Linked DNA regions of Mus musculus: region 1 is linked to region 2. A link is a contact called in ENCODE Hi-C or POLR2A ChIA-PET data. All regions are on one chromosome and are shown on one strand. Each heading gives the region's core, a stretch centred on a gene start or an enhancer-like site at or near the end of the contact. The rest is flanking DNA. Distances are from core to core; before and after follow the strand shown. Region 1 holds the start of Qpctl (glutaminyl-peptide cyclotransferase-like). Region 2 holds the start of Dmpk (dystrophia myotonica-protein kinase).

Evidence for each region. A loop is a pair of places that touch in the nucleus more often than their neighbours do. ChIA-PET counts read pairs that join two places held with the same protein, here RNA polymerase II (POLR2A).
Region 1: a loop to region 2 is called in a map of CH12F3, with 2.5 times the contacts of the local background. The contact joins the promoter of Qpctl here to the promoter of Dmpk in region 2. A Hi-C loop is called at or near these places in 2 of 37 maps with a recorded cell type or tissue (CH12F3 and heart). POLR2A ChIA-PET finds 5 or more read pairs at or near these places in 2 of 5 experiments (Patski and embryonic stem cell).

Annotation. Positions count from the first base shown.
Region 1 is chr7:19,146,489-19,151,179 of GRCm38, reverse strand. Qpctl (glutaminyl-peptide cyclotransferase-like) reads left to right here and starts at 1,984. Exons shown (of 7, transcript NM_026111.3): 1 at 1,984-2,204; 2 at 2,661-2,804; 3 at 4,029-4,310. The coding sequence starts at 1,995. Snrpd2 (small nuclear ribonucleoprotein D2) reads right to left here and starts at 1,342. Exons shown (of 3, transcript NM_026943.1): 1 at 1,286-1,342. The coding sequence starts at 1,287.
Region 2 is chr7:19,081,624-19,086,898 of GRCm38, reverse strand. Dmpk (dystrophia myotonica-protein kinase) reads right to left here and starts at 3,041. Exons shown (of 15, transcript NM_001379257.1): 1 at 2,745-3,041; 2 at 822-913; 3 at 484-567; 4 at 315-410; 5 at 1-6. The coding sequence starts at 2,904. Dmwd (dystrophia myotonica-containing WD repeat motif) reads right to left here. Exons shown (of 5, transcript NM_010058.2): 4 at 4,906-4,980; 5 at 4,124-4,623. The coding sequence ends at 4,576. Mir3100 (microRNA 3100) reads right to left here and starts at 71; the gene lies at 7-71.

The DNA of each region.
Region 1 (4,691 bases), core at 735-3,234, 65 kb before region 2:
GAAATGTACGTGATCAAAGCCACACTGTCCAGTGTCTCCCCAGCCCCCTTTCTGGTGCAGTCTTTTCTGGAGGCAGGAGAGACATTTCCATGGTAGCCTGCCCCGGCTCATCTACCTAACCTCTTCCACCCACCGCTGACCTTGAATTCTCAATTCTCCTGACTCCACTGCCTAAGGTCTGAGATGACAGAGGCTCACCATCATGCCTGGCAGTTGATTCTTCTTTCAAACCTTACTCTATCCTTATATCTTGTCATCTGCCACCATGGTACATCCAAACCTTGGCCCTTTCTATCCGCAACCTAAACTTCAATCATCTCTCTCCATGAACCTCCGCCCCACCCCACAACATCTCACTGTAGAAGCCTGGCTGCCCCAGAACTCAGACTTGTCTCTGCCTCCTGAGTATTGGGAGTACAGGCACGTGCCACTATGTCTAGTTTGTGTGTGGTTAAGGACCAAACCCAGTACCCACAGTAGGTAAGTACTCTGTCCACTGAGCTAAATCTGCATCCCAAGAACTGGGCTTTCAATGCATCCTACTGTGCTACCTACTGGCATTATATCTTTCCTGCTCAATTCTCCATCCAAACCTGATTATCTAAGGTGTATGTACCTATTTATTACTCTATGGCTTTCCTACTCCACTCTTTTTACAAGCACCAGGGAGATTCCCCCACCCCCTTGGAGGCAAGGACCTTTTATTTACCATGTGTCTTAACTTACAAGCAGTCTACATAGTATATGCTCAATGAATAAACACGCACCAAACCACTGTAGTACCCTGCTACTCTGACAGTCTCTAGTTAGGTTCTCTAATTTATCCTGGTTACGTCCCATACTTTTCACTATTTCTAACAGTTCTTCCTTCCCCGCCAAGCTCTTTATTCATAAGACCACTTCCATTTAAAATTACTATTACTTTTGGAAGCGGTCTCGCTATGAAGCTGGCCAAGGCCAACTAGCGAACCTCCTGCATCAGCCTCTCGAGGCCTGGGATTCCAGGCATGTGCCATCAGACTCAGCTTTCCCTTTATGGTTCCTTTCCACAAGACTCAGGACCTCGGAGAGTCTCATGCCCGTTATGGAATAAAGCTGTCCCCTCTCCGGAACTCAAGATCCGAGCGAGGCCCCAAGCCCGATCTCAAATACCCCAGAAGGAAAAACATTACTTTTGCCCGAGGAACTCTACCCTCAGCTATAAAAACACCCCATTTCGACCGTTATTCAGCTAAACTGTCCACCTCCATCTCCACGGCCCCGCCAAAGCCCAGCCCGGCCTCACATGGTGTAGGTTTCGCTCGCAGATCACTCCCGCCTCCAAGCGCGTTGCTCCAGCCTTTGGCGTACAGGGCGAGAAGGGCGGGACTTCCGTCTCCTGCGGCTCACTTCCGTCGGCGCCTGCGCAACCAAATACCAGCGGCTGTGGGCGTGGCCTGTTACCATAGCGACCCTTCAGGCTGCACTCTCCTGTAGAAAATGCCTATAAGGAGGATTTGAAGCTTCTGAGGATCACAATAGGGTGTCTGCTCATGAGGAAAATAATACGGGGTCTGACTAGAATTATTTTCCCGTCAAACCGTCCAGTTGGAAGATGGAAAACACAACCCCATTTCCAAATACCCTCGGACACTTTTCTTGAGGGCATGGCTTCAGGTAAACCAATCGGCTCCTTGTTTTAGGGATGGATGCCGCCCCTTTTTTCCTTGAACGACAGTTTCTTGATCGACTTCCGTGAGGGGCGTGACCCCGCGCCTTGGAAGGTTTCGCACATTCGGACGCAGCCCATTGACTGGTCCTCTTCCGTGGAGGCGGGCCTTAAGGTTTCCGCCCTCCTTTTTGGGTGGGGCGGCGCTTAGGACAGCCAATCGCAATCGTCTCAGGGAAGGACGCAGTTACTCTGCTTCTTTATTGGGTTTTGTAACCTCAGCGAGGCGGATCTTGGCCTAAAACTCAAACCACCATACCGGGATTGGTTTCAGAGCAAAGCTACCATGAGTCCCGGGAGCCGCGGGCGGCCCCGGCAGCGGCTCGAGGATCGTGGCCTCATGAAACCACCCTCACTTTCCAAGCGCCGTCTTCTGCCGCGAGTGCAGTTCCTGCCCCTGCTGCTGCTGGCGCTGGCTATGGGCTTGGCTTTCTATATCGTCTGGAACAGCTGGCACCCTGGGGTTGAGGAGATGTCACGGAGCCGGGATCTGCGGGTGAGCCCTGGCTGGTGCCCAGCCAGCGTCATTTCCCTCTTTCCCTTCGTATTGAGTCTCAGGTTACCGTGGTCTTATCATTTGGCTTTTGCCGCCTGTGCCATTTATCCATGACTTGAGCGCGTGCCCCTACCCAACAAAATAAGGCTTCAGGCTTGTTTTGTGATAGACCCCACTGAAGATGACGAGTCCTCATAGCAACACTGGTAGAACTGAGTTCTATGCCCAAGCCATCTATTTAGAAATTTCCATCACCCGATTGCAATTTCCTCGTTAGGACTGCGGTAGGCTGGACCAGATTTGCTTTGAAGATTTCTCCCAGTCTAGGAAATCTTTGATGCTGGAGATTTGCATTACCAGGAAGAGCCAGGACTCCTAGTAGGCAACGGCGCCCAGGATAAGGTGGGAATGGGGTTGTTTTCATTTTTCTTTTTCCCATCCCATTTCCCAACCAAGGTCCCGCTGATCGGAAGCCTTTCAGAAGCCAAGCTGCGGCTGGTGGTAGGGCAGCTGGATCCGCAGCGTCTCTGGGGAACTTTCCTGCGTCCCTTATTGATTGTGCGACCCCCGGGTAGTTCTGGCAATCTCCAAGTGAGAAAGGTAAAGGGTTTTATTGTCAACCCCCAACTTCCTTTCCCCAGTTTGTCAGGAAATGGAACTCAGGCTCCGAAGATCCCAAAACAGCCAGGAGGCAGAAGTGATCTGATGGGGGTCGGGGGACAGAGATGGGGAGTAGGCGGGTAGGGGAGTGGTGGTGGTGGTGGCTGCAGCGGCAGGTGAACCTGACTAGATTCTCTTGGTGGTACACAAATCCCGCACTATACGACCCCCACTAAATATTATCCTATATTAGGCAGAAGCAGTGTACTCTCTGGTGAGGTCTGAACTAATATAATCTCCACTATACAGATGAGGAAACTGAAGTTTTTACATTTTGTCCAAGTCCCACAGCTAATTAGAATTAAAATCCAAGAAGGTTGGCTTCAGAATTAGTGGTGTGGTGCCATTCAGATACTGTGTTTAGGATCCACTTTAGTTGGACTAACTTCTTAACCTCTTTGGGACTCAGCTTCCTCATCTTCAAAATGGGGACAGTCACTGATATCGTTGATTTCATAGGGATCCTAAAACAGGCTTGGCAGATAGTGAGAACGTTTTAAGAGGAACTTAGAGCATGTCCCCACATGCTTAGAATCATGCAATGTGAGGATGGGGGTGTGGCTCAATGGTAGAAAGTTTGCCGAGTATTCACCAGTGGGGGCTGTGGCTGTGGCTGTAAAAGCATCATTCAGGAAACCCGGGACCGACCCTCAGCACCATGGAGAGAGACAGGAAGAGGGAAAGGGTGGATGTGAGTTCCTTGAAAGCTGGCCTACATGTGATTTTGGAAGCATCAACATGAGGGGAGAGAGGGAGAGAGAAGCGGGGGAAGAGAGAGGGAGAGGGGGAGAAAAAGAGAAGGTGGGGAGAGAAACTCACTCCCCACACCTGGGTGTAGTGGTGGTCTGGGTCTATAATCCTATCATTCTGGAAGCAGAAGCATTATCTGGAGTTCCAGCCTAGGCTACACAGCAAGCTGGAGGCTAGCCTGGACTACACAGTGAGATTCTGTCTCAAAATAAGCCATGGCAAGTTTTGTTGCTACCGAGAAGTATGGTGGTTCTACATCTGGCTCCCAGCAGAAGTCAGTGTCGAGGGAACAACATAAACCAGAGTGGGACTTTCTAGTCACCCCGACTGCTCTGCGTGGCTCCAGTCACAAGGCCCTTCTCCCCACCTCCTCCCCAGTCCCTGTCCACCCTCCTACCTCTCTCTTGCCACTAGTTCCTGGAGGCTACGTTGCAGTCCCTGTCGGCAGGCTGGCATGTTGAACTGGACCCATTCACGGCCTCAACCCCCTTGGGGCCACTGGACTTCGGGAACGTGGTGGCCACACTTGACCCAGGAGCTGCCCGTCACCTCACCCTCGCCTGCCATTATGACTCTAAGTTCTTCCCTCCGGGGTTGCCCCCCTTTGTGGGGGCCACAGATTCAGCTGTGCCCTGTGCCCTGCTTCTGGAGTTGGTCCAGGCCCTTGATGCCATGCTGAGCAGAATCAAGCAGCAGGTGAGGAGAAGGGGCGGGTAGTCTATCTCTGGCCCACATCCTCGTTTCTGTCTGCTATGCTTTCCCTTTTTGATAGAGGGTTTCACTAGTATGTAGCCCAAGCTAGCCTTGAACTCAGTCATTCTGCACCACCCTTCCAAGCCGTGACACGGCAGGTCTGGGCCACCAGACCTACTGTCATCCTTGCTTTCTTCAAGTCCCAGCTGTGTCTCAGGTGGGCCGTACTAACATCAAACTCAAGAATGCATTTGAACTAGTGACCCTCTTGCTTCCATCTCCCAAGTGCTATCATCACAGTCGTACATGTACCACCGCGCCTTATTTATGCTGTTCTGGACACCGAGCCCAGGGCGTCACGCATGTCCAGTAAGGTTTTGTCAG
Region 2 (5,275 bases), core at 1,792-4,291:
CAGGTACTGGGAGCGGGTGTGTCACAGGGGTTTGGTAGCCCCCAAGACTCCCAAAGACACCCCGTTCCCAAGCACAGAGGACCCCCGCACAGTGAGAGAGCGCCCCATCCAAAGGCCAAACCAGATATCACTCCTGTCTCAAGGAAGGTCTCTCCTATACTTGAGACACAATCCTACCCCCGTCCCCCATCCCCTGTGTGTGTCCCCCCCACCCCCACCCCCCCGATCTACAGCAGCTTCTCCCTTCTCCAGCCTTCTTGACTTGGGGCGATGTAACTGTCACTCTTTCCTAGTCACCTGAACCCGGAGCTTACCAGGTAGTTCTCATCCTGGAAGGCAAAGTGCAGCTGTGTGATCCAGCGCCGGTCCCCTTTCACTAATACATCCCTTTCTTCCCGGAAGCACGACACCTGTGAGGTAGGAGAGAAGCTACAGGAGGTGAGTTGGAGAGATGAGGGCGCTGCCCTAATCCCTGGCCCTCACCTCGCCTCTCTTCAGCATGTCCCACTTATTCATAATCTTCATGGCATACACTTGGCCCGTCTGTTTCATCTTCACCACCGCTACCTAAATACGGAACCGAGATGACAGCAAGAGGTGGCAGGGAAAACCAGCAAGGCTCACCCAGACAGGACTCCACCCTTATCTCCACCCAACCTTAGCCCCGCCCTCACGTGCACACCGCCCACTGACCACAAGCTCCGCCCCCACCCCTCCAGCCTTAAATTCAAGCTCATTCATCAATTTTTAAGGCTCTGCCCCAGCTGTTATGCCCCACCCACATCAAGTAAAGTTCCATTCCCAGGCCACTGAAGACTCACCTCGCTGAACGCCCCACGCCCGATCACCTTCAAAATCTCAAAATCATCCCTCTGCAGTCGGACCTCCTTAAGCCTTGCTGCAATGGGCTCCACTGGGCGGGGGTGGGGGAAGAAGAACCAAGGGTCATCAGAACACTAGCGGTAAGGGTAGTGACTTTATAGCCTCCTTCCTTCTGCCCCTTAAATCGGCTTTAGGATTCTGCTTTCAAAACCTCTGTGATGTTTGTGGGACCCAGAACTGCCTGTTTCCACAGGGTTGCAGGGCAGAAAGGGAGGCAGTGGGAGAAGCTGGCGCATCAGGCCTTTCACTCCCATGTGATGATCAGGGTGCTAAGTCAGGTCACCCGGGGCTCTCACTTAATGTCTCGGGCCACAACCTCGAACTGGAGCTGTGTCAGCACAGCCAGCACGAAGAAGAAGTGGGGGAGGGTCACTGCCCTCCAGCATCCTGGACACTGTTGGAAGGGCTTTCTTGGTTTCCAAAGGGTGAAGGAGAGTCTTCTTATAACCAAAGCTCCAGGGTATAAGGTCCTGTGCTAGGGTGGTTCAGCCAGAGGGGAGAGCAGCTAGGTCTGAGGCTGGCGACTGGGGGTGCGGGGTGGGCAGAGGGAGGTCAGATCTCCCTTAGGGAAGTTCTAAGGCCGGGGAGTAAGGATGGAGGAGGGACGTGTGGGGAAGCGGGGAGATGGGGTCACAGAGAAGAAAGGGGTTTGGGAAAGTGGGCAGCCGGGGAAGATACAGCTAGGGCCAAGGCTGGGGGGTGGGGAGGAGGAGAGAGCCAAGGCGTTGAGCCCTTTTAAGGCAGCGGGAACCCAGGCCCCCTCCCCCGCCCAGGCCTGGCAGGGGAGGGGCCCACAGGATGCTGCTCAGGCCACAAAAGGACTGCTCCTTCCCAGAGGGTCAGACCCCCTGCCCCCACCCCAGTTCTCAGTTTACCCTGCCAGCCCAAACCCCATCCTTCAAAAGAAAGGTTGAGGGAGACACTAAAGACTGGAGAGGAGAAAAAGTCTTTCACAGGCTTAGCAGTCTAACCGATGGCCTCAACCTTTCCATCTGTGAAACGGGGGAGGAGGGGAGAATGCACTAGGGTCACACACATGGGCAGACAGCCAAGAATCAAGACCTGGACCCTTAATAATAGGCACAGAGCAACAAAACAGGTCGTTACTTGTAAGGAAGCTGGGGTAAGCTGGAGCTTTGGCTCAATGTTGGGCAGGAGCAGATAAGGCTCCAAGCTTGTCCACTAGGCCTGAGAAGACCTCTGGGGAAGGGCATTTAAGTCAGCAGAGGAATTAGAGGTCTTGAGCTAGAACCACAAAAGCAGATGAGAAGCCAGGAGGGATGACCAATCTGGCCCACAAAGGCTGGGCGGGATCAGAGTGCTAGGGATGGGCACACTCAGAAGCTGAAGTTGTTCCTTCCTCTTAATTTGGGGAACAGAAAGGGTGCTCGGTGGCGCCTGTCTGCCGGGCTGGTTCTCCCCCAGGGCCTCTGTGAGTCACAGTGCCCTCATAGCTCCTGGACACCTGTCAGGGCAGCTGGGGAGGCAGACGCCAAACACCTGCCTATGGGCCACACCCTGGCAGCTGCCCCACGCTGTCCCTCCCCACACTCTGGGAAACTGGGGAGGGCTATGAAGCCAGTTTGAGGAGCCAAGGGTCCTAAAAGAGAAAGCTGCCAGGTCCTAGTGTGGGTGCTGAGATAGCAGGAGGCTATGCCCACCCCAGCCTGCACTGGCTGAGTCATAGGTGGCCTCACTGACCCTGGTGCCTCACCAGGGGAGCTTGGGGTCAGGTCATGAGCTCTGCTTGGCTCCCTTACAAAAAGCCCTTTCCAGGCCCTCCTGCCCCTCCATAGCCCATTCTTGCCCTGTAGACCCACCTCTGCCTTGCACCCAACCCCAGGCTTCCTATCCATACTCACCCCACTGCAAGAAGTCGGCCACATACTTGTCCTGGGCTAGGTGAGAGGCACCCAGCTCCTGGTGGACGCCCAGGAGAAGGTCGAGCAGGGGCTCCAGTCCCAGGAAGCCTGGGTCCAGCACCAGCTGCTGGAGCTGCCTCAGCCGCACTTCGGCTGACATGTTGGGCAGGCAACACCATGGCCCCTCCCCGGGCCGGAGCTCGGGGTCTTCCCGTCACAGGGCCTGGCTGCCCCTGTCCAGGCCCCAGAACCCTAGCTGCATGTCTGCCCGTCCCTGACTATCCCTTGGGTCTCTCTGGCCAGTTCTATGCTTAAGGCCTCCTCCTCTTTTCTCCACCCCTTGGCCCAGCCCCCCTCCCGCCTCCCAGTTTTTAACCCCTCCTGAGCCAACACCCCAACTCCCTTCTTCCAGGGCCCCTCAAAACTCTTCAGAGCCCAATGTCAGGGGACAGAGTAATACTCCAGGGTTGCCCCCCCCCATTGACTCTACCCACCCATAAAGAGAGCACAGGGAGTTACAGGTGGGAGGTGTCAGTGCCCAGGAGAGCCAGTCTATAGACTCAGAGCTGGGAGGGGTTGGGGGAAAGGGCTGATGCCTGGGCAACAGGGGGTGAGGGGGTAGTGGGGGGGGCAAAGGCCAGGGGCAGCTTCTTCGTGACTCAGCAATGGATTCCGACTTTGGGACAGTTAAATTTAGCCCCTGTGCCTGCTGTATTACCCGCCCCCCCATTTTTTGGCAGGAGGTAGAAGGAAGATCAGGAGAGAGTTTGCTCAGCCGCCAGGGCCAGGGGTGACCTGCTGGCCCCAGCCTGGGGGAGGCAAGTGGTGGATCCAGGCCCTCCTTAAGCAAAAGAGAACCCCAAAATAGCTCCTTGGCCACAGGCCGGGGCAGCCACATTCCTGCCTGGGCTAGGATTAGAGACAGAAACATTTTAGGGGTTGAGGGCGGAGCTGCCTGGACAGCAAGCCAGGCGACAAGTTAGCTTCTTTCTAGGGTGGCCAGTTCTCTGGGGAGGAAATCATGACCTCCAGCTGGCACTAGATGGCCAGTCATAAATGGGCCAGGGGCAGCAGACTGCAAAGGCATGTTCAGAGGAGGCAGGGAGTGCAGTCAATTCCAGCATCCTCCTCTCCCCAAGGAGAGCATGCTTGGATAGTCCTGGTGTTTAAAACAAGTTTCAAACATCTCCAAGGACCTAGTAGGAAGGCCATCTCAGCCTCTTGACTTTGGGGGTCGAGACTCATCTTTCAGAGGGCTCTCTGCTCGGGGCTAGGGATGGGGAAACAGCTAAGATTGGGCTTCCTTTGGTCAGAGCACAGCTTGGAGGCCAAGTACTGCAACCCCCACCCTACCCTGCCCCAGGGAACAGAAACACTGTGCAAACAAGGACTTTAGTATAAATAAGAGGTCCAGGGGAACAAGGAGGGCCCTCAGGGCTTCCATAATTTAACACTTTCAAAATCACAGACCATAGCAAGGGGTGGAGTTTGGGCAGGAGTGGGGATGGCCCCTGCCCTGCCCTCTCACCCAGGGGTACTGTGGGCTAAGTCTCTCCCAGGAGTGAACAGTCACATGCTGGGACAGGGATATGGTTAACACTGATGTTTCAGAGAACAGGTCATTGTACTTGGCAGTGGGTGGAGGACAGGGCCAAGGCCACACAGGACACTACATCCCCATGGCTGGGCCAACCTAGGGGACCCCCAGTATGTGTGCAGCGTGGGGCTTGGAGCAGTCCTTCCATCATGATTAGTCTTGTTAATACAGTGATTCTTGAGGTCAGCGGGGAGGGTTATGGCTAGGAGGCCGGGAACATGGGACATCCACATTTCACACCACAGTGCCACTGGGGGAGCTGCCTGGTTGGGAGGAGATGCCCTGGGGAGAACAAGAGGAGAAAGGTGGATTAGACAGCACCTGGGCTTCTGCCAGAACCCGGAGAAGGAGCCACCCAAAGGCCTTGGAGCTGCTGCCCCAGCTGGGATCTGCCCCCCAGGCCTAAAGCTGCTGTCCTAGCTAGGAACAAACAGCTCGGCCGTCTCCACTGACCCAGAGTAGCACTTCCACAGTAATGTGGCCCCAGGTGTCCTGGGCATACAGGGGACGACAGTGGAGAGAAAAGAAACTGGGGTCCACTTGCAGCTTCAGGGGTTGTCCTACCTCTACAACTGACTTGCTGGGTGACCTGGGCCAACTTGCTTGCCCTGCCTGGGCCTCGGTCTCCTCGTCTGTGAACTAGGGAGACAGAGGGGTGTCTGTGAGAACTCAGTCAACTCCCGCAGCCCTACTAGCCTGGCAGTGGCTCTGCAACTGCCTGACGTTCTAAGGCTTCTGGACTCTAGCCTTCCAAAGCAAGGGACTGAAGGACTGAGGGCAGAGTAGGGTCCTAGACACTGAGACCACATGCTCAAGCCTGACCAGGTGACAGGCCTGCACCTCACCAACTAAGAGCACAGCCACTGCACAGCCCATCTGTGAGACCCAATGACCAGGACCACACAGCAGCAAGAGGAAGTGCAGGCCTGGACCC